3 separate regions of the Homo sapiens genome follow, and regions 1 and 2 are each linked to region 3. A link is a loop called in an ENCODE intact Hi-C map of the cell type or tissue named here. Cell type or tissue: heart right ventricle. All regions are shown on one strand. Links, peaks and the distances in the headings refer to the core of each region. The heading gives the core; the rest is flanking DNA.

Region 1 (5,924 bases), core at 461-5,460, 1.4 Mb before region 3:
TGTTCCTTCATTGCTTAGTTTGTTGAGAATTATCATGAAAATATATTAGCTTTTATTGAAAACATTTTATGTATCTATTGGGATGATTGTATGGTTTTTGTTTTTAGTTTTGTGTATATGGTGAATCACATTTATTGATTTGCTTATGTTGAACCAACTTCATATGCAAGAAATAAGGCCTACTTCATTACGGTGAATTAACTTTTTGACGTGCTGCTGGATTCTATTTGCTAGTATTTTGTGGAGGATTTTTGTATCTATATTCATCATGAATATTGGTCTATAGTTTTCTTTTTGTATTGTGTCTTTGCCAGATTTTGCTATCAGGGTAATTCTGGCTTCACAGAATTAGTTAGGGTGGAGTCCCTCCTTCACAATTCTTTAGAACAGTTTCAGCAATATTCTTACCAGCGCTTCTTTGTATGTCTCTATATTTTGGCTGTGAATCCATCTCGTCAAGGGCTTTATTATTTTTGGTAGGTTTTTTATTACTGATTTAATTTCTGAAGTCAATGTTGATATGTTCGGGGTTTCAAGTTCTTTTCAATTCAGTCTTTGCAGGTTGTGTGTTTCCAGGAATTTGTCCATTTCCTCTAGATTTTCTAATTTGTGTGGACAGAGGTGTTCATAATAGTTTCTGAGGATCCTTTATATTTCTGTGAGATCAGTCGTTATTTCTGATTCTGCATGTTTGGGTTTTCTCTCATTTTTTCTGTGTTAATCTAGCTAATGGTTAATTGATCTTGTTTATTTATTCTTTCAGAGAACCCACTTTTGCTTTATTTGATCCTTTGTATGAATTTTTGCCTTTCAATTTTGTTCAGTCTTGCTCCAATTATAGTTATTTGTTTTCTTCTGCTAGCTTTGGGGTTACTTTGTTCTTGTTTTTCAAATTGCTCTAGATCTAGTATTAGATTGTTAAATTGAGGTCTTTCTAACTTCTTGATGTAGGTGTGTTTGCTACTTTTTAGATGTCTATTAGGTCCAATTGCGCAAGTGTTTAATTTAGGTCCAGAGTTTCCTTGTCAGTTTTCTGCCGCAATGATCTGTCCAATTCTGTCAGTGGAATGTTGAAATTCCACACTATTATTATGTGGCTGTGTAAATACTTTTGAAGGTCTAAAAGTACTTGTTTTATGAATCTGGGTCATCCAACGTTTGGTGCATATATATTTAGAATTGTTAAGTCTTCTTGTTGTATCGAATCCTTTATCATTATATATTACATTTCTTTATCTTTTTTTACTCTTGGTTTAAAGTCTGTTTTGGCTGATATAAGAATGGTGACCCCTGATCTTTTTTTATTTTCTGTTTCCATAATAGGACTATGTACGTAAATTTATTTTTGTGGTAGCAAGTATCTTTCTTTCATTTCCGTGTTTAGAACTGCCTTAAGAATCTCTTATGAGGCTGGCGTAGTGGTAATGAATCCCCTTAGCATTCGCTTGTCTGAAAAATATTTTATTTCTCCTTCTCTTTTGAAGCTTATTTTCGGGAGAAATGAAATTCTTGGTTAGAATTTCTTTTCCTTAGGGATGCTGAAAATAGGCCTCTAGTCTCTTCTGGCTGTCAGGTTTCTGCTGAAAAGATCATTGTTAGTCTGATGGGGTTTGCTTTGTATGCGATCTGACCATTTTCTCTAGCTGCCTTTAAGATTTTTTCTTTAGCTTTGACCTTGGACAGTCTGGTATCTATATGCCTTTGTGATGTTTGTTTTGCATTGTATATCACAGGTATTCTCTTAATTTCTTGTGTTTGGATGTCTATCTCTATAGCAAGATAAAATAAATTTTCTTGAATTATTGCCTTAAATATGTTTTCCAGTTTGTTTACTTTTTCTCCTTCTCTCACAGGTATGCCAGTAAGTCTTAAGTTTCATTGTTTTAAAATTTTCAAAAAAATTTTGACTGAATGTGCTAGTTTGAAGAACCAGTTCAAGCTCTGAGTTTTTTCAGTTCCAGAAGCTCTGATGCATTTCTTTTTAAGATGCGTCTCTCTTCCTTCTTTTCCTGAATTGTTGAGAAGTTTCTCTGTGTTGATTTTTAACTGTCTTGGATCTCATTAAGCTTTCTTGCAATCCATGCTTCACATTTTCTGTCATTTTTGAGTTTTCATTTTCTTTAGGGACCACTGCTGCAGAGCTGATGTGATTCTTTGGTGGTGTCACAATATTCAGGTTTTTCATGATGACAGAACTCTTGCCCTTTTTCCTTGTCATCTCGAGACACTGGCACTTCCAATTTATGTAATTATTTTCATGTGTCTTTCTTTCCTTTTTTTGTCTTTCACTTTTCCTCTTTGCCTATGGGGTGTGACTGTAGAGAGTGTTGGGTAGAGTCTTCTGGCTTTGCTTCTACAGTCCTATGCACTTCTGTCAGCAGGTTTTATATTGGACTGTGCAGTTTGACCTATAGGTCAGTAGATGGCGCTTACAGATAAGAACTGGCTATGGCCAATGTGGATGAGTATATACTGGATCTTTTTTTACTGGGAGACTCTGTTGAGAGCCAGCCTCAGGCAATGGGCTGATCCGTGAAGTGAACAGTGGCCTGAGCTCCCTGATAAACCCTGTAGGAAAGGATGAAGATAGGCAGGGCCAGATTAGGTAAGCCTGCCTACAGGTTCCCTGATGGCAGGCACAAGCACCAGCACCAAGAAGGAGATCCAGTGAGTGGCCACCAAGTTTTCAGAAGTGGGCATAGGCATGGAGCTGGGGAAATCTCTGGCTTCAAGTCTCTGCATGAGGGTGGGGCAGCCTAAACTCCTGTTGCAGAAGAATGGGTGTTCCAGATGTCTGGAGATCTTCCTGGGCGTGGAGCATAGAGGGTCCTGCTGCACCACAATCTCTGCACAGGAAGGGTGGGGAGATTCAGGCTGCTAATCCACGTGAGCAGGTGCTCCAATGCTGGAGATATGCCTGGGCATGGAGCAAGGAGGTCCTCACTTCACTATAGTCTCTGCGAAGTGGAGTTCAGACTGCTGATCCAGGTGGGTGGGTGCTCTGAATGCCAAGAGCTTCTTAGCAGACTTTATTACTTTCAGACAGTATAATTACTGTCAGAAATACTATAAATGGCAGGGCATGCTGTGTATTGTGATTCCAGGTGGTGCCTTTTATATGATAGTCTAATTTAGTCTCTATGTTAACGGAATCCCAGGAGTTGTACAGGGCCCTGCTTTCCCAAACTTATATGGCAGCCTTCACACTGTTGAGGTCACTGTGGCCATGATGTTACTTCCAGCTTTCCCATAATTAACTGCTTCCTGCTCCAGGCTCTTTTGTATTTACTGATGTTTTCTAGAGCCACTTTATTCCTATGACTTATTTAGAATCCAGTGTTTGTTCACCACTAAAAATACTCTGTCTTTATGACCAAGAAGAGTAAATGTTGGACAGCAGTGTTAGATATGATGATCACACTGTTTATTTTTGAAGTGTTTGGAGACAAACCTTGATGGAGGCAGAACGAAGAGTAAAAATAATTTGGCCTAAGGATTGCTAACTGTGTAACCTTGGGCAAGATGCTTAAACTCTTTAGAGCCCTTAATTATGTTATATGCAGAATGGAGATAATAATGTATTTGCTTTTCTTTTGGTGAAGATTAAATGAGATAATAGATGTAAAGTGTTTGAATCAGGGTCTAACACTTATTAGCAGTATGTATTAGTTGCTCAAAAGTTATAAGTTGTCTTCTTATCATCCTTTTTATCTTGATTGTTGAAGTTTTTAAGTTTGATACATTAAAGATTTCATGTCTTTTTTGGGTATATTAAGTCTTTTATCATAATGTCATGTTCCTTTCTGTACTTAGTAATTTTTTTTCTTTTCTCTGAAGTCTACTTTATCTGCTATTCATATAGCTATATAGCTTTTTTGTGATTGTTTTCATGGTATATATATTTTTCTTCTATTTACTTTTTACCTACTTATATCAGTATATTTGAAATGAATTTCTTGTAGACAGCAGATAGCTGAGTCATTTTGAACTATATTCTGATAATTTTTTTAATATAAAGCATTTATATTTTAATTGGTGTCTTTAAGCCCTTCATATTTAATGTAATTTTTGATGTCTGGATTTAAGGCTGCCACTTTATTGTTTTGTTTGTCTTGTTTTTGTTTCTCTCTTTCTCTTTTCTTACCTTTCTGTGGGTTACTGAAATAATTTTTAGTGTTACATTTTTCCTTATCTGTAGTGTGCATATATTTCTTTGTATATGTTTTAAAAATATTTTTCTTAGTGATTGCTCTAGATATTACCCTATATTCCAATTTAAAGTTGCACTAAATTATATACATAAAGCTCAAATCAGCCTACTCCAAATCTGCTTCACATTTTCCTCCCATCCTACTGGGCCGTGGGGAGAGATAAGTATACATTCAGTGATATGTATAAGCCTTCTCAAGTAAGTGTGTAAATTATATAATTGAGTGTGTATTTTAAACTAGAAAAATAATGTGTCATTGTAAAAATAAAGGGTAACTCCTTCTTATTTGCCGTTTCCCATTCTTTTTGATACTTATCTATACATATAATCATATGAAAATCCTTCTTTTTTTATTTTTTGCAGACAGGGTGTCATTCTGTCACCCAGGCTGGAGTGCAGTGGCGCAGTCCCGGCTCACTGCAACCTCTGCCTCCTGGATTCAAGCGATTCTCCTGCCTCAGCCTCCCAAGTAGCTAGGATTACTGGCGTGTGCCACCAAGCCAGCTAATTTTTTTTTTTTTTTTTTTTTTTGAGACGGAGTCTCGCCCTGTCACTGGTCTGGAGTGCAGTGGCACGATCTCGGCTCACTGTAACCTCCACCTCCTTGGTTCAAGCGATTCTTTTGCCTCAGCCTCCCAAGTAGCTGGGACTACAGGTGCACGCCACCATGCCCAGCTAATTTTTTTATTTTTAGTAGAGGTGAGGTTTTGCCATGTTGGCCAGGATGGTCTCGATCTCTTGACCTTGTGATCTGCCTGCCTGAGCCTCCCAAAGTGCTGGGATTACAGGTGTGGGCCACCACGTCCAGCCTAAGTAAAATTTTTTATTTGATTTATTTTCAGTGTTCAAGAGCCGGGGCACTGGCAGATTTCATGACCAAATATTAGAACCATGACAACTCAGGAAACCAAGTCTATTTCCTCTTAAGTACCACCTATTTAGAGTCAGAAGGAACCTCCGCTGAATTTTGTAGGAATTATTTCCTTGCTTTAAAAAATACTGTCACAACTTTTTGTGCCTTAGTAAACAAAATAGTCCATTTTTTGCCTGTTTTTGAACTATATACAAATGAAAACATACGTTTATTTTGTATTTTGATGGTTTTGCTCAGTATTATAGCTATGAAATTCATTCATGTGGTTTTGAGTAGATATAAATCAATAGGAAAAAGATACATAGCTCAATAGGAAAATTGGAAAAATACTTAAATGGACATTTCAAAAAGAAGGAAATTCATTGGTTAAAAGTTATATTTAAAAATATACCACCTCATTTGTAATCAGGAACATGCAAATGAAAACTACTATGTAATACATCCACCAGATTAAAAAAAATGGAGCAACACTATGTGTGAGGATGAAAAGCAGTAAGAATTTTTTTTGTGTGTGTGTGGGTAAATTGTGTAATTTCATAGGAAGACTGTCATGTTTACTGTCTGTCCTCTGTGTGGGAGCATCTGTGTGCAGACACAAGCACAGCAGTAGCAGGACTTGTGAAGCCTGTGGCCATGTACTTACCCCTTTCTCTAAGGAAGATGTAAGGACTTCAAAATAAGCTCATTTTATTATTGTTATTATTATGCTTTAAGTTCTGGGATACATGTGCAGAATGCACAGGCTTGTTACATAGGTATACACATGCCATGGTGGTTTGCTGCACCCATTAACCTGTCATCTACATTAGGTATTAAGAGCAGTAAGAATTTTTATATACT
Region 2 (5,924 bases), core at 428-5,427, 410 kb before region 3:
TTTCTGACCTTCAATAATTGTATTAACTTTCTTTGAAGTAAGGAGGACAGAACTGAGTCCAATGAACTAAGTGTGATTTGCAAGAGTGAGTATGTAGAGCCATTGAGTCTATCAGTCTGGGCTCTTTTGTTTATGAATTCTGAGTATGACTGTAAAAACTCATGGGCTAGGACATTCACATGGTTGACTCCTACTAAGGGTGTGGATCACTCAATTCTCTAAATCAGGAGTCAGTAAAGGGTGACCCATGGGTCAAATCTAATACACTGTCTGTTTTTCTAAACAAAGTTTTTTTGGAACACTGGCCATGACCACTCATTTATGTATGATCTAAGGCTGCTTTTGCACTACAATGGCAGAATCAGTAACTCTGACAGAAAGTGTATGGTCTGCAAAGACCAAAATGTTTCCATCTGGCCTTTTACAGAAAAGGTTTAGAGGCAACCATTCCCTAAGTCATCCTTGCCCATGGTCACTGAAGTTCAGGCCAACAGAAGAAGTACTTCCTAATAACACAAACCCAAGAAACCTGGGAGATTACTCCCTCTTAGGCAAAGCTGAACTTTTGCCCTTTTTCAAATTAGTGATGTCCTAACCTTTGTAATCAGTAGAATTATCTGTGAAATTTTTTTTAGAAGTGCCAATTTCTAGACATCAAATTAGGTCAACCAACTCAAATGTAAGGCTTTGAATAAACTCTTGCATGAGTACCTAGGATGTCTTAGTCCCATCCTTCTACCATGGTACTCTTCTGCTTATTGGAACATGATCTCTGTTTTCATTGCGGTGGTGGTGGTTTCCTTAATTTTTACTTTGAAATAATTTTAGATCCACATAGAAGTTGCAAAAATAGTATAGAGAGAATTTCTGTGTAGTATTCATCTAGATTCCTGCAATGACAACAGCAACCAAAACAAAATTACCAAAACCAGAAAATTGACATTAGACAGTATTATTAAAAACTAGAGATTATATTCACATTTTACCAGCTTTAACATGTAATCTTGTTTAAATATACATTTCTATGAAATTTTATCACATGTGTAGATTCTTGTAATCATCATCATGATCAGGAATAGACTGCTATATTGCTCCAAAAAATAGTTATTTGTACTACCCCATTAAAGTCATAGCTTACCTCCAACCCTAAATCCTGGGAACTATGCTATGTCTTCAATGTAATTTGGAGAATGTCACATAAGTGGAATAGTAAAAGATGGATCACTTTGAGATTGGTTTTGTTCACTCACCATAATGTCCTTGAGATCTATCCAAATTATACATATCAATAGTTTATTCCTCTTTACTGCTGAGTGGTATCCCACTGTATCTCTGTATCACAGTTTGTTAATCCACTTGCCCAATGAAAGACAGGTTGTTTCTACTGTATGTGAGGATTAACAGAACTGTTATAAATGTCTGGAGTAAATACCCAGCAGTAAGATTGCTGGGTCATATGGCAAGTATATGTTTACTTTTACAAGAAAATGCCAAATTCTTTCTCACCAGCAATGTATAAAACTCCCTGATGCTCTACATCCTTATCAGAACTTAGCATTGATGGGATTTGTTATTTATTTTACACATTCTAATAGGTGTGTAGAGGTATCTTATAATGTGCTGATTTGCATTTCCCTGATAGCTAATAATGTGGAATATCTTTTTATGTGCTTTTCATTGTACCATCTGTGCATTATTTGACAAAATGTCTGCTCATGGCTTTCGTCTATTTTCTAAGTGGATTATTTGTTTTCTTGCTGTCAAGTTTAAAGTACTTTTTATATATTCTAGATATAACATCTTTTCCAGATATGTGAATTAAAAAATTTTCTCCTGGACTAATATTTCTTTTTTGCAGACCATAAGTTTTTAATTTTGATGAAATCCAATTTATCTTTTTTTTTCTCTTACGGATCATGCTATTGGCATCATTCTTTGTCAGTCAGGGTCCAATCAAAAAAGAGAAACTGGCATCGTAATTTGGACAGGGGAAATTTAATGTTAACTGTAACAAGGGATTGCTTAATGACGATTGTATAGTAAGAAATAAAGACATCTCCAAATAATATATGAATAGCAGATATAAGGAGCAGTCATGCCTACCTAGGGCTGAAATAATGTGCTTAGAGAAAAGAGCTCACCCTTCCCAGGGCTGAGCTCTAGACCTTGTTGGACACGGTTTGACCGTGGCTCACTGAATGGTAGAGAGGTTGCCATGAGGCATCACAGGTGGAACTTGCTAACCCTCTAGGGTGCCAGTAGAAGTGGTTCATAGGAAAATGTCTCACTAGAGGCACAATGTTACAAAACTGCTTTAGGGGTGTGTTGAGAGAGGCCACTAGTCTGTGGGCATTTCTGGACACCATGCACTGCACAAGCTGGGCATCTTTCGAAGAAGCTATCTGCACCGCAGGAGTCTGGTCAGTGAACATCCAAGACCAAGAAGACAGACCTCTTCCTCCTGCGATGTCTCTCCAGTGCCCCCTGCTGACAAAGGTTAACATCATGCCAGCTTATAAAGAAGGATATGTAAAGGGTCTAGATCCATTGTCACAAGATGGGAATGGTCAAGAGTGTCCTGCCCTGCAGTTTTACCAGTGCCCTTTGGAGGGGGGACTGCCTCTGCTTGCATTAGTGCTGAGCACAAATAGCAGGACTCTTTGATCCAGATTCTGAAGTGTCAGGGAGGAGAGGGAGAGGTGTGGTAGGTTTGAGATGCTCTCCTGGAATACAGTGGGTATAATCAAAAGAGTCCCATCCTACAAGGCTGTCTCTTCCAAGTTTAGAATATGACTGAAAAGAGCAGACTTGTCTTGGGACTATTTTGTCTGAACCCATTGGTACTTCTAGCTTGCAGACTGCTCCTGTGCCCAGACCGGCATATATAGGAGGCAAACAAAACAAAATAAAGGAAACAAACCAAAAATGGGGAACTTATCACTGAGTCATCCTGTAAGTCTTGAGGCTGCTAGACAGTCCTACCTCTCTCCCTACTTCTCTTTCTTCAAAGTCTCCTAATGCTTGGCTTATGTGTTCTGTCCAGACTTTATATTCATAATTAATGCAGGAGAAATAAGGTGAAATGAGTTTACTCCATTTTCTTTTGAACCAGAAACTTTCCATGTCCTAAGTTTAAACTGAATTATTTGCTAGAAACACGTCAAGGTTTATTTCACATGTACGTGTTTCTGAGCCACAGTGTTACATGATCAGCTGGCTCAGGAAGATGCCTTCTAAAAAAATGCTTATCCTGATCCACAGGCTCACTTACTTGATAAAGCTGGAGATGGGTCCTAATGCAAACATTAGAGAGACACTTATGTTATTATGAAGGGCAAGCTCTACTAAATACTGGAGCCGACTTGAGAAGACAACTTGAATTGTCCTAAACTGCCAGCTGGTGGTGGCAAATGCCCATTAGGCATCATTGATTCTTACCTTTCTGGCACATCAAGGGACCTGGAATGCCTTGGCACTCTTTTCTGCTATACCATCATTTCTGCTCTTGCTAGGTTAGCTATCATCTTCCTCTATGTTTTTTTAATATAGATAACATCTCTTTGATTCCTCCTTTCACCATTTTTCCCATCTGTGAGGATTACAGAGAAGTGGGATATTCCACCTCTGCCTCAAAATTCTAATTCACATTAATAATAATGATCATAATAAATAGTAACAGTAACTTTCTATCATTTCAGAACACCTACTATGTGGCAGGCCTTATGTTAGAGGCCTTAATTGCATTATTGATCATCCTCCCTATGATTTGTTACTTGACAGATGAAGAAAATTAAATGGTACAGCTGAGATTAGAAACCTAATGTCTGAGTCCAAATCTCATCTTCTTTTCCCAAAAAAAAACCCTTTATCTGAATCCCACTACCACCATCACCACATCTGTACCACCCCTTTTGCCTGTACTTTTAGGCACACCTCACAGTATTTACATTTCAGTTTTCTCTACTAAGCAAGACTGAAAGCTCCTTGATAGCAATGAATTATCTTAAAACACCTACCTAACACAGGATCCTGTGTTAGGATTGGGTCACCAGCTGATGATTTTTATAGCTGCCAATTTAGAAGTTGGCCGTCTCTGAAAACTGGCTTAGCAGAGAGATTGAAACAATTTATCTAGAGAGTCACAAATTCAGCCGATGACCAGCTGAGTGGAAGTGATGCTCAGTGAATAATGAGGCTAATCTGACTGATGATCAAGATTGAGTCATGCATGCATATGAGCACCCAACTTGAAATGAGGTATCACTGTACGCATTAATTTATAACTACATATGAAGAAAAGGAGCCAAGTCTCATAAACCCAAGTGCTGGCCTTTCAAACACACACATTTCATTCAGAGACTCAAATTTGACAATGATACCTGATAAAGGCTCACATCAGTCATATCACAGCCTCCATCCTGATTACAAAGTGCATACTGTCCATTTCTCTGAATAGGATGCCATGTTATCAAAAGATGATAAATGTGCTTGCAAACAGGTAGGGCTAAAAAAATGCTTGCAATATTTCTTTGTGGTTTTGCAACAACAAACATCTTGACTGAATTTCCTATCTGCTGGGAAGTAAAAAGCAAAAGGCTTTAATGATCAGGAAAGTTCAAATGTAAAATATAAAAATGAAAGAATCTGGGCATTGGGACAGACATTAGGTCACATCTAGTACGACCACAATCCAGAGCTGGAAGTTGCTCCAAAATATTCCTAGCAACCAATCACATAGCCTGTATTAGAATTCCTCCAAAGTCAGGAAAATATCTAGAGTGCTCTATTTGATAGAATGTTTATTTGTTCATTGATTCACTCATATATTTGTATGATGACTATTCATATCATACTTTTTTTTAAACTGGCTAGGACCATGCAAAGCATTAGGAAAATAGCTATGAACAAGATACATATTCTTGAAGAACTTCTATTCTACTGGAAGTGGCAGACAATGGCAAAACCGAAAAATAAATGATTTACAAATGTAATGCAGGGTCCCACATGTGGTATCAAAAGCAAGTTCTTATTTATATTGAATCTAATAAGTTCCTCTGTATTTTTCACTGATTAGCTCTGCTATATACTTTCACGCCATTAGAATAAGGCTTTTCATTCCTCTACACTGTAACACACCAGATATTTTAGGACAACTCGCACTTTACCCTCAAGCTTTCCAGGAAAAATGCCTCCAGTGTTTTTTCTAACTCTTTAACATTCCATAAAATATTGTGGCCTTTCATTTGCTACTCTGATCCTACATTGTAGTGGGTTTTTTTTCTAAATGCAGTTCACAATTAGTTACTTTTGCTTATTATCACATTTGTTAGAATTAATTATATGGCCCCAATATAAATGTTAGAGGGGCTCAAACATGTAGGGGAATAATAGATATTTGGTAAGCACTGTCTCTACTTCAAATTACAAATCTTATCTAACATCATGATGGTAGGTCTAATAACACTATAATCTTCCTCATTGTCAATCCTATGTATTTACTGATGCTTCCAAATGCAATCACACACCATATAATATACTCATGCATAACATTAATATAGTCATAAAATGGAGAAAATTTGATTGAGGAATGAGAATCAAACATACTTGCTGAAAATATAATACACATAGCTAGATCACAACCTTCCCTAACAGAAGCAACATGCTTAGCACTCAGGATCAGTCCTCTGAAGCTGGATTTGCTGACGTCACATCTTGGTTCCAGCTAAATCTCTATCAGATGTGTAACTTTGGGCAAGTACCTAACTTCTGTGTTCCTTTGTATTATATCTTTATTCACAACATGAAATTAAAAATCTTTGTTGAACTTTTGCTAGAATTTAATGAATCAATTCATGTAAAACATCAGAATGCCTAACTTGTACTATGTGCTACAAATGTGTAAGCTATTGTTACTATTATAAGAA
Region 3 (5,924 bases), core at 539-5,538:
GACACAGTAAGTTTCACTTACTTTTAAATTTATACTAATTCCCCCAATTCAATAATCCATAGGATTTTCTGTCATTGATGTGATTTAGAAAAGTTTCACTCTGTCTGCTTAATAGCTTTTTCAAAGTGAGAACCAAGCTGATCACAAATACTAAATCAAGGAAATATTATCAACAGCAGCAAAGATACTGGTCTCCATGTGTTCATGCAAAATATCCATTTTAATTTAACTGTAGTTTATATGATATTGGTTTGTTTCGAGGGCAACTGAAACTTTTCTTCAAAAATTAACTCCCAATACTTGCTTCGTGGGATAGGAAGCATTCTGAATGAAAATATCACTACAAGCAATGGAAATTAAAACACCTCAAATGAAATCTTATTTTTATAATTGAGATGGAAAAATTTGAATATATAGAATTTAGGTGAAAGGGATGTTTGCCTGAATTTCTCAGCCTCTATAGTGCACAGCTTTGAAAGCGCTACAGTGCCAGGAATATGCTGGCTCAGCACAGAAACCTAGAAGGAGAAATAATAGCAAATGACTGCCTCAGGTTTGCCCAAATAAATTCCTCCAGATATCTCTAAGAATACAACAATCCAGAGAAATCATTTTCAAAGTGTGCTCTTACCCTTAACTCAATTTTGCTCCTCCAAATAGACTTGTTTGTGCTTTGCTCTGATTAGATTTAAAACTATTATTATCATTACTGATTTGGTAAAACTCATTAATGTAAGCATGACTTTTCTCAAAATACACTTGAAGAAATATCAGGATTAAGACTTACTGGTTTCCTACCAAAACAAGTCCTATTTATTTGCAAAGGAGCTAAACATAGGTCTTTAACAGACTTTAAATTTAAATTAAATTTAATTACATTTAAGAGACATTCACTCTCTCCACCAGTTTTTCTACTTCTTTTACCTCAATTGGTCTATAGCCCTCTGAAGTTAATTTCCAAAAACTATTTACTCACGTGCAAGATAACGCCAAGAAATAAGATGCAGATTAGTGATTTTTTAAACCATGCATTGTGGATTGTAAAGTCCACTTGTTTTATATTTTACAAAATGAAATAGAATAGAATAGAATGCAGAATGTCAGAGTAAGTGACATATTGTAAAAATAAGCATTTTTTGGACAATTTCTATTGCGTGTATGTATTTGGTCCTATGTAAAGTGTGATTTTTACAATAAACTCCAATCAGAAAAGCTTGAAAAACATAGGAGAAGAGAAGAAAATAGAATTTAGAGGTAAATAGGACTAGCCTGAATGGTGGCTGTAACACTCCCTGCATGATATCAAGTAAGTCACGTAACCTCTCAGAGCTTTAAGTTTCTCATCTAAAATGGTGAGAATTCCAGGTATTGTTGATGTGGAAGAGTATTGGTAGATTAGAAGCATTGTAGACATAAGGCAGAACAAACTGGATTGTCATCGTACCTCATCCACATCTGCTTTTAGCACAGATACACATCATTCCAAATATGAATTGCACATTTATGGAAGGGAAGGAGGTATGACACAAAATGTAAAACATGGTAAAAAATAATAACAAACAAAAAAGTGCCTTGCACAGACAGCTTATTCTTAAATGGCACTCATGTCATCGAGCTGTTTTACTGCACTGGTCTGTGGTCTGGGAATTAGCACATGAGATATGCAAAGATGAGTCATGATCTCCATAAATAATATTTTAAAAGGCTACTTAACTAGCCTTTATGTGAAATATAAACCTCTAAGCACTTTATTGTGTCCTTAAATAATTTAGCTCATTGAATGTTTTCCCCCTGAACTCATTCAAATCAGTTATCGTTAGAAGTTCATTTGAAATTCTAGCCATGCCAAGACAGAGTACCAACAGTATTCTGAAGGTTGAAAGTTGCATGGAAATTGAGAATTGGCAACAAGGAGAATTTCCCTCTCGTCAAGTCTAGCTATTTTAGAACTCAGAGAATTAAAAAAGAGATATTCCACATTTTATCAAAGCCATGGTTGTAAATTCTAGTTCCCTAATAAGGCAACCATCTCTGCAGACTTTTAATAATATCACTTGAAATTGTATTTAGTTTTTAAATTTTATCTTGCAAACGGAAAATTATTTTCATTGTACAGGTTGTATAGCTCAATTTAAACATAATCATTGCCTTAGATAACTTACAAAAACAACTTTTAACATGTTCAAAACTTTCACCTGGACTTAGGAAGTTCAAAAATATCCAATGATAGAATACTTGTTTCTGTGTCTCGAGGCAGTTAGATACATGTTTTCCATTCCTTAAAACCTCTTAAATTTTTAAACTTGCATAGTCATATATATCAAAACGTATTTTTAAATTGCACTAAGCTAGATAATTTCTGATTTATTTTCCTTTGAACAACATAACAAGAAAAACAACAGTATTACCTCTATAATAATTAAAGTTAAACAAATTGAGACCATTAGGTTAATAATCCACTGTCACAAATACTATCTTAAGAACTAGTATGTTATACTTAGTCAATTCATGTAATATTACCTCTTGGAGAGCACGATTTGTTAAAAAATTAAGATTAAAATATTATATTGGCATAAATGCAAAGAAAAATTTTTGAGCAAATGTTTGAAGCCAAAAACATCCCTGAGTTTTAAACTTTCTAATTCTTTCTGATTTGCTCTTTCCTTTCTTTTGCAATATGATTTATCTTTGTGATGAAAACACACTTTTATTTATTTTCAGCTGAAAGACTAGTTATAGCTATGACTTTACAACAGCAAAGCTCACCTTATTTTGTTTAAAGACCTTCTTTGTAATTATTTATACTTAATATAGTTTGTGAGTTGTAATTATCCTCTAAATTCATGGTATATGGGCTCCCTCCAGTGGCTAAGTTAGCAACCACAGATCTGAAATGTCTATTTTAAATGACTGATATATTTAAGTAATGATCAGCAATGGTTTCAATATTGCTGAGTTTAAATCTTACAAGCAGCAATAAGTTTTAGGTGAGCATATAACTGCAGTGTTACAACCCTTTCAGAAGAAACGTAGAGCTTGACACAATGCCAGACACCATGCCAACCTCTGAAGAGTCAAGATATAAAGTGACCTCTACCAGGAGCTCATGGCAAAGAGAGGACACAGATGTTTATAAACAGCAAAAATCACCACCCAGCAAAACACAGAGAGGTGAGCACAATAATGATGGCATGCATAAAGTGAAGTAGGAATACCACAGAGTAAATAGCAGATAGGCCAGGGAGAGCTACGCAACAGATGGTAAAATAAGAATCTGTGGTGTGGAAAAGAAGACATTCCAAGCAAAGACATGCATGTTCCAAAACCCAGATTAAAAATAGGTTGGTATATATGGAAAATGAGGTATTTCTATTTGACTGATTAGAGTTCACCAGGGTAACTGGTAAGAGCTAAGTATATTCAAAAAGATAGGAGTCAGAACATGGCGGACATGAGATTCCTACAAGTAGCTGGAAGATGCCTTTTTGCTATGGTTGAATCACTGAAATGTGTGGCTTTTTTTTTTTTTTTTTTTTTTTTTTAAGACAGAGTCTCACTCTGTCACCCTGACTGCAGTGTAATGGCGCAGTCTTGGCTCACTGCAACGTCTGCCTCTGGGTTCAAGTGATTCTCCTGCCTCAGCCTCCTGAGAAGCTGGGGACTACAGGCTCATAGCACCATGCCTGGCTAATTTTTTTTTTTTTTTTTTGTATTTTAAGTTGAGATGGGGTTTCACCATGTTGGCCAGGCTGGTCTCAAACCCCTGACCTCAAGTGATCTGCCCACCTCGGCCTCCCAAAGTGCTGGGATTACAGGTATGAGCCACCATGCCTGGCCCACTGAAGTGTTTTTAAACATGAAAGATTTCCCTTTGGGGAAAATAAAGTATAGTGGCAGTATGCAGGACCGGTTGGAGTGGGAAGTGAAACCAAGTTTAGGGGATTCAACTAGGTAATATTTAGGAAAGAGCTAAATGATAAAAGAAAGTGAATAGTAGTTTGCAAGATGGAAATATGCAGGCAGTCAAGGGATGTTAAGATCTTGGACGTATGGCAGGGAAAGGAAAAAGAGTCTATGAAGTCTCCTAGAAGTTTGATTTACATTAAAATCAAAAATTTTGTGTCTAATTTGTAGAACTTTTTAAAATGTCAAATGATGTCACCAAAATTTTTGCGGTTTCGACAATGACAATTATTTTAATTAGAGAAATAGTTACTTGGGCCACATTAAAGTAAAATTTTTGACTTGTGTAAGGAATTCCTCTCTTCGACATTTGGAATTAATGAGGCTCCTGATATATCCCTGCTCCCATGACAATATGACAGTAAGAGAGATGTTGTGACTCTATGTTTCCACTGGCAAGAATGTTAATGGAAACCAGAAAAAAAGAAGCTTGGGATGCCTGTAATTACATCACCTGAACAGTTTACATGATAAACATGTTAAGTTTGAGTAGGAAAGAGCTGACCTTTGGGATCTTTGATGCTTTGGATATATGTCACTCGTGGCTGCCTCAAGTATCTATATTTTAATAGATACTTACCCATGGTGTAGATACCAACTTCCTAAAGGTAAATGAAAAAAACAAAATAAAACAAAAAATTTCTCTGCCTCCCTTAACACTAAGGCACATATATGTGATTTGGGTTCTACAATCAGATATACCTATGGGGTACTTTAATTTTGAACTGAATTATATGGGGGCAAAGAGGTGGGGCCTGGGCCTTTTTTTCCCCCTGGTATATTTTTATGAACAGGGCAGCACGTCCCTCGAACCAACAGCTATAAAAGAGCTTCCTATTTAGGAGGTACTTGATTGTGGTACAAATTGTGTGATTTTAGAGCCAGAAATTACAGTATTATTTTTCTGATGCAATGATGCATGGATATGAGAGACGCAGTAGTTCCTTTTTGGGAGTGTCAGGGGGTGGGAAGGGCTCATGATATGATATCAGAAAATGTTCTTGACATTCGCACTAGGTTCTGTGTTTGTATTTCTCCAATGTGTTCTTAATACTTTTTTTTTTTTTTAAATGCTTAAACTAGACAGAGGTGAGTTTGTTGTCTGCAATGGAGAATTCTGGCCAAGACACAGACTTCTAGAAGTCATTGTAGGCAGCAAAACTTTAAGAAAAAAACTGGGATCATTTTTCTGATGGCTGTGTTTGTAGGCAGTGAGGAATGAGTTACAATTAGAGTATGGAATATTGGTAGTCCTTGAAAGGCAGTCATGAAATAGCTACTGCTGACGTTATCACCCAAGTACACATGAATACAGACCTATTAAAGGCAAGACTTTGGCTGATCAGGTGGAGGCTGCAATAGTCTTGCCCCTTTCGACTCTGCTAGTTTGGAGGGGTTTTTTACTACCTGAGATAAGAATGCTTAGACCAGAGAATACAATAATGGTTCTCTTGAGCCTGCCACATGGCTATTTCAGAATTCTCACATTATTGATAAACAGGCAAGAGGGGGATTAATACATTGCCTGGGTGACTGATATTGATTACTAAGAACTATATAGTAAGAACAATATAATAAGAACATATACCTCAAACACAGGAGATCCAATGTGCTTCTTCTGAGTATCCGTAGTCTCATGACTAGCTGCAAAATCAAGACTGTGGCGGCTATCCTTATTTTATTTTATGCCCCTTACGGCATCATGTATTTATTTAGCTAACTAAATTCTCCTTTTTTCTACTTCCATTTCTCCTTACTATTTTATATAGGGTGTGCTGATTGTGGCTAACTCTCATTTATTTTCTAGGTTTCAGACGATTAAGATGAGACAGTGACTGAGCAAGAGGAGAAACAAACATCAAACAGATTTTTTTTTCCAGGTAAGCTATGAACCATCTGGTGGATTGGATGACATGTTCAGAGAAGGCATCTTGCTTCTCCTCTAGCCCACCCTAGTTGCA

What was found. Hi-C counts contacts between places; a loop is a spot of excess contacts. Peaks named below come from ENCODE experiments on the same cell type or tissue, not always from the same donor. Only the 100,000 strongest peaks of a DNase experiment are listed, where the experiment ranks them.
Region 1: a loop joins it to region 3, with 6 times the contacts of the local background. A loop is called at or near these places in 32 of 110 quality-filtered maps.
Region 2: it touches region 3 in a loop (2.5-fold over the local background); 11 of 110 quality-filtered maps call a loop at or near these places.

Annotation. Positions count from the first base shown.
Region 1 is chr3:20,509,555-20,515,478 of GRCh38, forward strand. No RefSeq gene overlaps it. Among named protein-coding and RNA genes, the nearest start is that of SGO1, 330 kb to the left of the region's middle. In heart right ventricle, for the core only: a CTCF peak has its summit at 2,415 (motif pointing right); no DNase peak of the experiment used is centred there.
Region 2 is chr3:21,482,024-21,487,947 of GRCh38, forward strand. The region is part of intron 4 of ZNF385D (zinc finger protein 385D); the gene reads right to left. Among named protein-coding and RNA genes, the nearest start is that of ZNF385D-AS1, 58 kb to the right of the region's middle. In heart right ventricle, for the core only: a CTCF peak has its summit at 2,489 (motif pointing left); a DNase peak (open chromatin) is centred at 2,488.
Region 3 is chr3:21,891,804-21,897,727 of GRCh38, forward strand. It overlaps a transcript of ZNF385D not described here. Among named protein-coding and RNA genes, the nearest start is that of ZNF385D-AS2, 62 kb to the right of the region's middle. In heart right ventricle, for the core only: CTCF peaks have their summits at 2,864 (motif pointing left) and 3,076; no DNase peak of the experiment used is centred there; H3K27ac peaks cover 1,855 bases.